Linked DNA regions of Homo sapiens: region 2 is linked to region 1. Evidence: read pairs that join two places in POLR2A ChIA-PET (ENCODE). Cell type or tissue: OCI-LY7. All regions are shown on one strand.

What was found. Peaks named below come from ENCODE experiments on the same cell type or tissue, not always from the same donor. Only the 100,000 strongest peaks of a DNase experiment are listed, where the experiment ranks them.
Region 2: POLR2A ChIA-PET joins it to region 1 with 7 read pairs; 8 of 35 experiments call an interaction of 5 or more read pairs at or near these places.

What each region holds. Positions count from the first base shown.
Region 1 is chr12:110,588,440-110,593,439 of GRCh38, forward strand. No RefSeq gene overlaps it. Among named protein-coding and RNA genes, the nearest start is that of PPTC7, 7.6 kb to the left of the region's middle. RefSeq lists enhancers at 2,459-2,508, 2,529-2,578. In OCI-LY7, no CTCF peak of the experiment used is centred here; a DNase peak (open chromatin) is centred at 2,592; H3K4me3 peaks cover 380 bases; H3K27ac peaks cover 1,170 bases.
Region 2 is chr12:110,677,989-110,682,988 of GRCh38, forward strand. The region is part of intron 3 of HVCN1 (hydrogen voltage gated channel 1); the gene reads right to left. Among named protein-coding and RNA genes, the nearest start is that of HVCN1, 8.6 kb to the right of the region's middle. In OCI-LY7, no CTCF peak of the experiment used is centred here; a DNase peak (open chromatin) is centred at 552; H3K4me3 peaks cover 453 bases; H3K27ac peaks cover 415 bases.

The DNA.
Region 1 (5,000 bases):
GAATCACTTGAACCCAGGAGGCGGAGGTTGCAGTGAGCTAAGTTCATGCCACTGCACTCCAGCCTGGGCGACAGAGTGAGACTCTGTCTCAAAAAAATAATAAGAAGAATTTAGGACCTAATGCAGGGGGTCTTATATGCTAAGCTGAGGCTACTTAATGCTGGAGACAGCAAGGGGTCACCAAATGCCTTTAATATGCCAAATAATAATAGTGGTAATGATAATAACAAGAATAAGAGCAATGGAGCCCATGGGTTAAGCATGTACCATGTGTTTTGCCTGCATCCGCATCCTCTTCTCTTTTTTTTTTTTGAGACAGAGTCTCACATTGTTGCCCAGGCTGGAGTGCAGTCATGCGATCTCAGCTCACTGCAACCTCCACCTCCCGAGTTCAAGTGATTCTCCTGCCTCAGCCTCCTGAGTAGTTGAGACTACAGGCGTGTGCCACCATGCCTGGCTAATTTTTGTGTTTTTAGTACAGACAGGGTTTTCCCATGTTGGCCAGGCTGATCTCAAACTCCTGGCCTCAAGTGATCTGCCCACCTCAGCCTCCCAAAGTGCTGGGATTACAGGTGTGAGCCACCACACACCTGGCCTGCATCCTCTTCTCTGATCACTTTTTTTTTTTTTTTTTGAGACAGAGTCTTGCTCTGTGGCCAGGCTGGAGTGCAATGGCGTGATCTCGGTTCACTGCAACCTCCACCTCCTGCGTTCAGGTGATTCCCCTGCCTCAGCCTCCTGAGTAGCTGGGACTACAGGCACATGCCACCACGCCCAGCAAATTTTTTTTTTGTATTTTAGTAGAGATGGGGTTTCACCATGTTGGCCAGGATGGTCTCGACCTCCTGACCTCGTGTTCTACCTGCCTCGGCCTCCCAAAGTGCTGGATTTACAGGCATGAGCCTCCGTGCCTGGCCTGATCACCTATTTAAATCACCCAATAGTGCCATCTGCATTTTTCTTCATAACACATAGTGCTTATTTATTTTGTTGAATGTTTGTCTCCTCCCTGACTAAATGATAAATGCCACGAGAGCAGGAAATTTTGTCTGTTTTATTCATGACTTTAGGCCAGATGCAGTGGCTCACGCCTGTAATCCCAGTATTTTGGGAGGCGGAGGCAGGAGGATCACTTGAGGCCAGGAGTTCAAGACCAGCCTGGACAATATAATGAGACCCTGTCTGTACAAAGAAAAAAAAAAAAACCCAAAAACTGGCCAGGTGTGGTGGCATACACCTGTAGTCCTACTCAAGAGGCTGAGATGGGAGAATCACCTGAGCCAGGGGAGGTGGAAGTTGCCATGAGCTGTGATCATACCAGTGTACTCCAGGCTGGGCAACAGAGTGAGGCCTTGTATAAAAAAGAAAAAAAAAAAAGACTTTATATGGTGTCCAAAATAATGTCTGGCATATAATAGGTGCTAAATAAATAACCTAACAAGTGAATGCTGTTGAATACAAGAACCTGGGAAATCACATGTAACAAGCAACAAGCTGAAGAAAGCGTTGAGTAATATATTCAACTCGCTAGGCAGAGCTGGGCTGAACTGGAGAAGTGTCCCTGAGACACTTAATGCCTTCACTGCAAAGCCCTTTCGAAGTCACTAACCTTTGGCTGTTCTTTCCCTTTAACTCATCTTGCTTTGCGTCATGTGTGATGGTCATGTTTTTCCCCCCTAGAATCCATTCTCCTGCTTCTCTGATTATTGTATTTTGATTTTCCTTGGAGGAACAATCCAACACCCCCTAGGTTCATGCAGTTTATGTGGAACTGGACCAGGGCTCCAAGGATGAACATGTGGCCTAGGTCTGGCCAATCACAGCATTATATTCTGTTGCTAGCAGTGGTTGGTCCAGAGAGAAGGCACATGACCCAAGCCAGACCAAGGAAACTTCATTATGGGATTTTGCTGAAAGTGTTAGGAAGGAGAAATTATCACCAAGGTTTGTTTCTAAGCTGGTAGAATGCAAGCTTGGAGCTGCTGATGGCCATTTTTTTCTTTTCTTTTGTTGTTGTTGTTATTGTTGAGATGGAGTCTTGCTCTGTTGCCCAGGCAGGAGTGCATTAGTGCGATCTTGGCTCACTGCAACCTCGCCTCTCGGGTTCAAGCAGTTCTCCTGCCTCAGTCTCCCAAGTAGCTGGGATTACAGGCAGCTGCCACCACGCCTGGCTAATATTTGTATTTTTAGTAAAGATGGGGTTTTACCATGTTGGCCAGGCTGGTCTTGAACTCCTGAACTCAAGTGATCTGCCCATCTCAACCTCCCGAAGTTCTGAGATTACAGGTGTGAGCCACCGTACCCGGTCTGATGGCCATTTTTGCTGATACTTGGGAAGAACCAGCCTGAGAATGAAGTCAATACAGAGAGAAGCAGAGCCTAGAGATGGTAAGAAACAGAGGCCTGGTAAATGTCAATCAAACCCTGAATCCAGCTTTGCCTGAGGGAGGATCAGTCTCTGAACTAATATGAGTTCCCTATGTTGCTTTAGCCACTTTGATTTTGCCTTGTAATGCAGTGAATTCTAACAAACACATCACGTGATCCAAGTACCATGACTACAGTTACTAAATCAAAAACAAATCCCGAAACCAAAAGCAACTGTTTGAAGGGAACTTATCCTCTACTTACTTATATAAGCAGAGAGGGAACTTCCGCTTTTCAATAGAGAAGCTACTGAAGGAAAACTCATCCCTTTCTCTGGTACCTCCATGAGTGAGGAGTGATTTGCCTAATAGTGGGTTTGGGAGAAGATGCTGAGTTTGTTGCCTGGTCCCTTTCTCTTTTTTTCTTTTTGCTATGGCCTGACCTTTAGACACTGCTGTTTTCCTCCTTCACCATGAGGAGCCTGTCCCTGTGAAAGACATTTGCAGTAACCCAGCCTGTGGCTGGGTAAATTAGTTTAATCCAGAGGGAAATTGCATGCACCACTAAAGCCACATTCTCCAATCAGCCTTATCCAGAAAACAAACTCTAGAGCTCTAGTTTCCTGATTCATATATCTTTTTCTCAGTGGATTTGGAATTTGGAAAGGCTAAGGAGGGTGCAATTAATTATCAGCCCCATGAAACCCCAACATGTTAATTTACATATTTTCTTTAGAAAACTTTGAGAGGCAGTCCTGTGGAGATCAAATTTCTGGTGTTGTCAGGGCTCCAGGCTTAAAGGTAATTACGGGTCAAGTGTGTTCCTGACCTGGGTAGTTTGTGACAGTTACAGTGGTTCCACAGGATTTTAACTGGCTGGAGCCTGAGTACAAGGGCCTCTAGGGCAGGCCTTGACCTAACTCATGTGAGTACAGCCTTGACCTCAGCAGGCAGGCGGGACAGGGATTCGATTATTGGGGGAAAAGTCTTTCTGTCCCAGAGCAGGCTTACCTTCAAAAGGGCAGAACTTTAGTTTACCAACCTGTAGACTCCGGCGGGTAGATTTTTGCTTTTTGTAATACCTCTTTAAGCAACACTTGCGGCTGGGCAAGTTGACTTTGATTTGTGAATTGCATGAACTTTGATCACGGTTTAGCATTTGGAGAGCTCAGACTCTGGCTTTACCCATAGAATGGGGGTATATTTTATTAGTGAAAACAAATGAAAAGAACAGGGCCCTTATTGTATAGGAGATATGCTTCTTTGCGGGTGGAGGTAGATAAATTGAATGAAGACCCATAAGATAAGAAAACAGTGAGGCTTATGCCTTGAAACTTTTGTTTCTGAGAAACAGGTTTGCTTGAGAAATCAAGGAGGACCTGGACCTGGGTTGTTTGGTTTTGTTTTTTTGTGGGTTTTTTTTTTTTGAGCCAGGGTCTTACTCTGTTGCCCAGGCTGGAGTGCATGGAGTGCACGGTGCGATCTTGGCTCACTGCAACTTCCACCTCCCAGGTTCAAGCAATCCTCCCGCCTCAGCTTGGCAAGTAGCTGGGACTACAGGCGTGAGCCACCAACACTTGGATTTTTTTTTATTTTTTGTAGAGACAGGGTTTTACCATGTTGGCCAGGCTGGTCTTGAACTCCTGAGCTCAAGCAGTCCGCCTGCCTCAGCCTCCCAAAGTGCTGGGATTACAGGTGTGAGCCACCGTGGCCAGCCTGGGTTGTGTGTGGTTTTTTTTTTTTTTTGAGATGGAGTCTCACTCTGTCACCCAGGCTGAAGTGCAGTGGTGCAATCTTGGCTCACTGCAGCCTCCGCCTCCTGGGCTCAAGCGATTCTCATGCTTCAGCCTCCCGAGTAGCTGGGGTTACAGGCATGTGCCACCACACCCAGCCAATTTTTAAAAATTTTTAGTAGAGACAGGGTTTCACCATGCCTCCGCTGCTGAAAGTGCTGGGATTACAGGCATTAGCCACCGCACCTAGCCTGGGTTGTGTTTTAAAATATGCTTCTGGGCTGGGCATGGTGGCTCATGTCTGTAATCCCAGCACTATGGGAGGCCAAGGTTGGTGGATCATCTGAGATCGGGTGTTTGAGACCAGCCTGGCCAACATGGTGAAACCCCATCTCCACTAAAAATACAAACATTAGCTGGGTGTGGTGGTGGCGCATGCCTGTAATCCCAGCTACTTGCGAGGCTGAGGCAGGAGAATCCCTTGAACCCAGGAGGTGGAGGTTGCAGTGAGCTGAGATTCAGCCAGCCTGGCCTGGGCAACAAAGTGAGACTCCGTCTCTAAATAAATAAATAAATAAATAAATAAATAAATAAATATAAAAAAAATATGCTTCTGTTGTGCTACCAGAACAGAACCAGCAGAAGAGTGAAAGACAAATAAAGGAAGATCTGCTGACTAAACTGGAGGAGGGTGGGATTTTTTTTTAAAAAAAACATGATCTTGCTCTATCACCCAGGCTGGAGTGCAGTGGCCCGATCATAGCTCACTGCAGCCTCAAACTCCTGGGCTCAAGCAATCCTCCCACCTCAGTCTCCCAAAGTGCTGGGATTACAGGGATCTTTTATAAAGAGCTAGAACTGTGATCTTAGTAGACAAGCCAAACAGATGTGGAAGAGAAGT
Region 2 (5,000 bases), 90 kb after region 1:
GAACTGTAATCATTCCAACTATCCCCAGAATACCTGCTATTTAATATTTTCTGAGCTCTGTGCAAAGACCTTCATTAACATACTGTAACAAGCCCATGAGGCGGGGACTGCAATGTCTCTGTTTATGGATGAGGAAACTGAGAACAGAGAGGCCAGTGACTTGCCCCAGGTCACACAGCCAGCGAGAAGCAAGGCTAGGATTCCAACCCAGGCTGCCAAGCCCAGCTCCCCCTCCTCCTGCGGGACCCCTCATGAACACTGCCCAGCCCTGCACCCTCCTCACAGCTGGGGAAGCCCCATGCTGGGAAGGGAGTTTGGAGCGGTGTTTCTCAATAAGAAATCACATTTCATACCCTGCATCTCAGTACACACTGACTTGTGTACACACATTCCATAACTAGCACTGAAGTTACTATGTGAGGCGCTCTTATTTTCCATTTCATTCTATTTCTTTTTTTTTTTTTTTTTTTTTTTTTTTTTGAGACAGGGTCTCACTCTGCCACCTAGGCTGGAGGGCAGTGGCATGATTAGGACTCACTGCAGCCTCAACGTCCTGGGCTCAAGAGATCCTCCCACCTCAGCCCAGGAAGTAGCTGAGACTACAGGTATGCACCACCACGCCTGGCTAATTTTTTGTATTTTTAATAGAGATGGGGTTTCTCCATGTTACTCAGGCTGGTCTCAAACTCCTGACCTCAAGTGATCCGCCTGCCTTGGCCTCCCAAAGTGCTGGGATTACAGGTGTGAGCCACTGCACCTAGCCCTATTTCATTTCTTAAAAGGTCGACTGTAGCCCACTCAATGGATTTCAGGACTCACCAATGCGTTGAGTTTAAAGACACAGTTTTGGGGGGACACGCTTTGCCTATTTCCCTGGGAATGACTGAGAGGGGAGTCTGGTCCAAGCCTGTGACTTCAGTCATGTCAACCAGGAGCAGGGGCTGTGCTATTTGTTTTACAAAAGTGTAGAAAGAAAAAAGAAAAAGTTACCCAGGTAGAAATGAAGAGCTGCCACCTGTGTGACTAGGTCACCTGAGCCAACATCTACTGATGCTTTGGCCATGGAAACCACAGGACACAGAGCTCAGCTATCCCTCTTTCCTCCTTCTGTAGAGGGAGGGGCTGCCTAGGCCAGGCTGCATGTTGGAATCACCTGGCAGCTTTAAGGCACCCCAAAACCTGAGTCCTGGGCTCAGAGCTTCCAATTCAACCCATCTGGGTGTGGTCTGGGTGCTGCGGTGGTGGATGTGCAGCCGAGGTGGGTAAGGAACCCCAGTTGCACCAAGGGCCTCTGCATGCCTCATGCGAAATAAGCCCAGGAGCTGCAGGGATTTCCACACACACCTGGCTCTTAAGTTCCCCAGAGGTGGCTGCTGAGTGCAGTCACCTGTGCCAAGGAACAAGGTCAGCTGAGGGCTGAAAAGCCAGTTCATCCTCATGACAGAGCCAGCAGCTCCCATGTCTTAAATGCAGGCTCGAGCCAGGCACCCGGCTAAGTGTTTTCCGCACGCAATCTTGTTTAACCCTCACCTCAACTCTGTGAGGTAGTGTGATCGTTCCCATTTTACAAAAGAGGAAAACTGGGCCGGGCGCGGTGGCTCACGCCTGTAATCCCAGCACTTTGGGAGGCCGAGGCGGGTGGATCATGAGGTCAGGAGATCGAGACCATCCTGGCTAACAAGGTGAAACCCCATCTCTACTAAAAATACAAAAAATTAGCTGGGCGCGGTGGCGGGCGCCTGTAGTCCCAGCTACTCGGGAGGCTGAGGCAGGAGAATGGCGTGAACCCGGGAAGCGGAGCTTGCAGTGAGCCGAGATTGCGCCACTGCAGTCCGCAGTCCGGCCTGGGCGACAGAGCGAGACTCCGTCTCAAAAAAAAAAAAAAAAGAGGAAAACTGAAGCTTTGGGAGGTGGCAGGGGGCAGAGAGGGGCTCTGAGGAGGGCCGATGAGGCTATCTCAGCAGAACTGCAAGCCAGGTCTGCACCATGGCTACAAAACCCCACCAGTTTCTCTCCTAACACAGCTGTTTTCCTCTCAGAAACGAGGAGAGCTGACACTCAAAAAGCTCTAAAAGCAATCTCATTAAGACAACTTTTTTCCAAAACACAATTAATTCCATAAGGGCAGATCATGAAAAGGAACATGTTCTTCAAACCAGTAAGAGGCTTATTTGCCACAAGCGGTCCTGGCTCTTTCCCCAGCCCCCCAGCAATGTCCTCCTGACAACACCCTCTCAGGCTAGCTTCTGTGTGATGACAAACAGGCTCCAGGCTCCAGGTTCCAGGCCCTGGGAGTTCCCCAAGGTGTGTCCCTGGTTGTGCATTGCAATCCCTACTTCCCTTGCTGTCTCTGTGCCCTGGTATGGGCTTCTGACAAGGTCCTCAGCCACCAACTCATTCCTTCAACCCCCAGCCTCATTTGGAACCCCCAGACTCAAATGCATACCCCCAGCTTGACCTGCTGCCATTTACCCCATGAACAGACCTATAGCCTTGATCTATTTATTACTATTGTGAAAAAAGGAACAAAAGAAAGGGAAATAAATTCATAACAATCCCTGCACACCAAACTTATGTATCATCTACCCATCTACCTCTTTCTCTCCCACCTGTCTTTATCTTTTACAATTATAATCAAAGACAGTGGGCCAGGTGCGGTGGCTCATGCCTGTAATTCTAGCACTTTGGGAGGCTGAGGCAGGTGGATCACTTGAGGCCAGGAGTTCGAGACCAGCCTGGCCAATATGGAGAAACCCTGTCTCTACCAAAACTACAAAACAAAACAAAAAAAACTAGCTGGAGATGGTGGCGCACACCTGTAATTCCAGTTACTAGGGTGGCTGAGGCCCAAGAACCATTTGAACCCAGGAGACGGAGGTTGAAGTGAGCCGAGATTGCACCACTGCACTCTAGCCTGGAAGACAGAACCAGGCCCTGTCTCAAAAAAACAAAACAAAAAAAGGCAGCAGACAATTTTCTATCTTATTTTTTACCACTATATGCGTCAGATTCGCACCTGTTCAGAGGCCAGGAAACTTACCAAGGAGTCAAATGATCTCATTATTGCATTTTGCATGTTTTTAAACCATTTTGGATGGTTTTTAATCCAATTCTAAGACCACGTTTTCTCACATTTTAATGTCTCTGAAATCTGGCTGGGCCTGACAATTGATCGGTTTCAGCCTGTGTTACTTTTTATCACAGTAAATGGCAGCACATGGTTTTGCTTTTTTTCTTCATAGTACATAAAATAAGGTGCACGCATAGTGTTGTCTCATGTGCTAAGAAACATGGTGCCATAAATTGTACTTTTTCTTTTTTATGGGTTCTTTTCCCATAAGTGAGATGACCAGGCTTGAATATGGATATTTTCAAGATTCTTGATACACATGGTCAAATTTTGTGTCTAGAACAGTGGCATGGGTTGACCCAGTCCCCCGTGATATGTATGAGTGAGCTGGTTTCATCACAGTCTAATCAGCATTAAGCATTTCCGAATGTTCTTTTTGGTTTGCCTAATTTAATAGGGAACTACAAATGAAGGAAAAGCATGAACAGTTCCCACTTAACCTTTCTTCCATGCTGACTCTCTTATGAAGGATACCTGGAGCTCCTGGGGCTCCTAACTCTTACAGTTACCAGGGTCATCAATTTGATGAAATACACAATCACCATCATCATCATCATCATCCCGTGGTCATTCTGACCCTCACATTTGCTTCTCAGACTCTGCCCCACTCACCCCTGCTGCTGCCCTGAGCTTCCTGCTCTGCCCTCGCCAGCTTGGCCTGGCTAGGCCCCCAGAACCTCAAGATGAACAGCTGATGTGAAAGTCAACACTTCCTTTCTACCTTGCCCCCAATCTTCACAACCAATGCCCCCCAAATCCAACAAACCTGCACCTCACATATCAAAGACACAGTCTATTTCCTACTCGAGATGGCCATAAGGTACAGGAGGAAAGCATTTCCTCTGGAGTCAGGCCAGGTTGAAATCCCAATTTCTGTTTTTTTTTGGAGACGGAGTTTTGCTCTTGTCACCCAGGATGGAGTGCAATGGTGCGATCTTGGCTCACTGCAACCTCTGCCTCCCAAGTTCAAGCGATTCTCCTGCCTTATCCTCCTAAGCAGCTGGGATTAGAGGTGTGTGTCAGGATGCCTGGCTAATTTTTGTACTATTAGTAGAGATGGGGTTTCACCATGTTGGCCAGGCTGGTCTCAAACTCCTGACTTCAGGTGATCCACCTGCCTCGGCCTCCCAAAATGCTGGAATTACAGGCGTGAGCCACCGTGCCTTTGCCTCCTAAGTTCAAGCAATTCTCCTGCCTCAGCCTCCCTAGTAGCTGGGATTACAGGCGCATGTCACCACGCCTGGCTAATTTTTGTATTTTTGTAGAGATAGGGTTTTGCCATGTTGACCAGGCTCATCTTGAACTCCTGACCTCAAGTGACTTGCCCACCTTGGCCTCCCAAAGTGCTGGGATTACAGGCATGAGCCACCACACCTGGCCTAAAATCCCATTTCTGCCACTTTCTAGCTGTGTGATCTTCAGAAGTGACTTTACTTCTCTGTGCCCAAGCCCTGTATGGGCTCAGTACTTGCCTAACATTCTGAGACCACTGTATTATCAAATCTTCCCGACAATCCTGCAAGGGCAGGGGTGGTAAATAATCTTTTCACTATTTTCCAGATAAGGAAACTGAGGCTCAGGGAATTGAAGGGCACACAGTTATTTTGTGCCTAAGGACACATAGTTATTAACATGCACTGTTCGAGACCAGCCTGACCCACATGCAGAAACCCCATCTCTACTAAAAATACAAAGTTAGCCAGGTGTGGTGGTGCATGCCTGTAATCCCAGCTACTTGGGAGGCTGAGGCAGGAAAATCGCTTGAACCCTGGGGGGCAGAAGTTCTGGTGAGCTGAGATTGCACCATTGCACTCCAGCCTGGGAAACAAGAGTGAAACTCCATCTCAAAAAAAAAAAAACAAAAAAAACC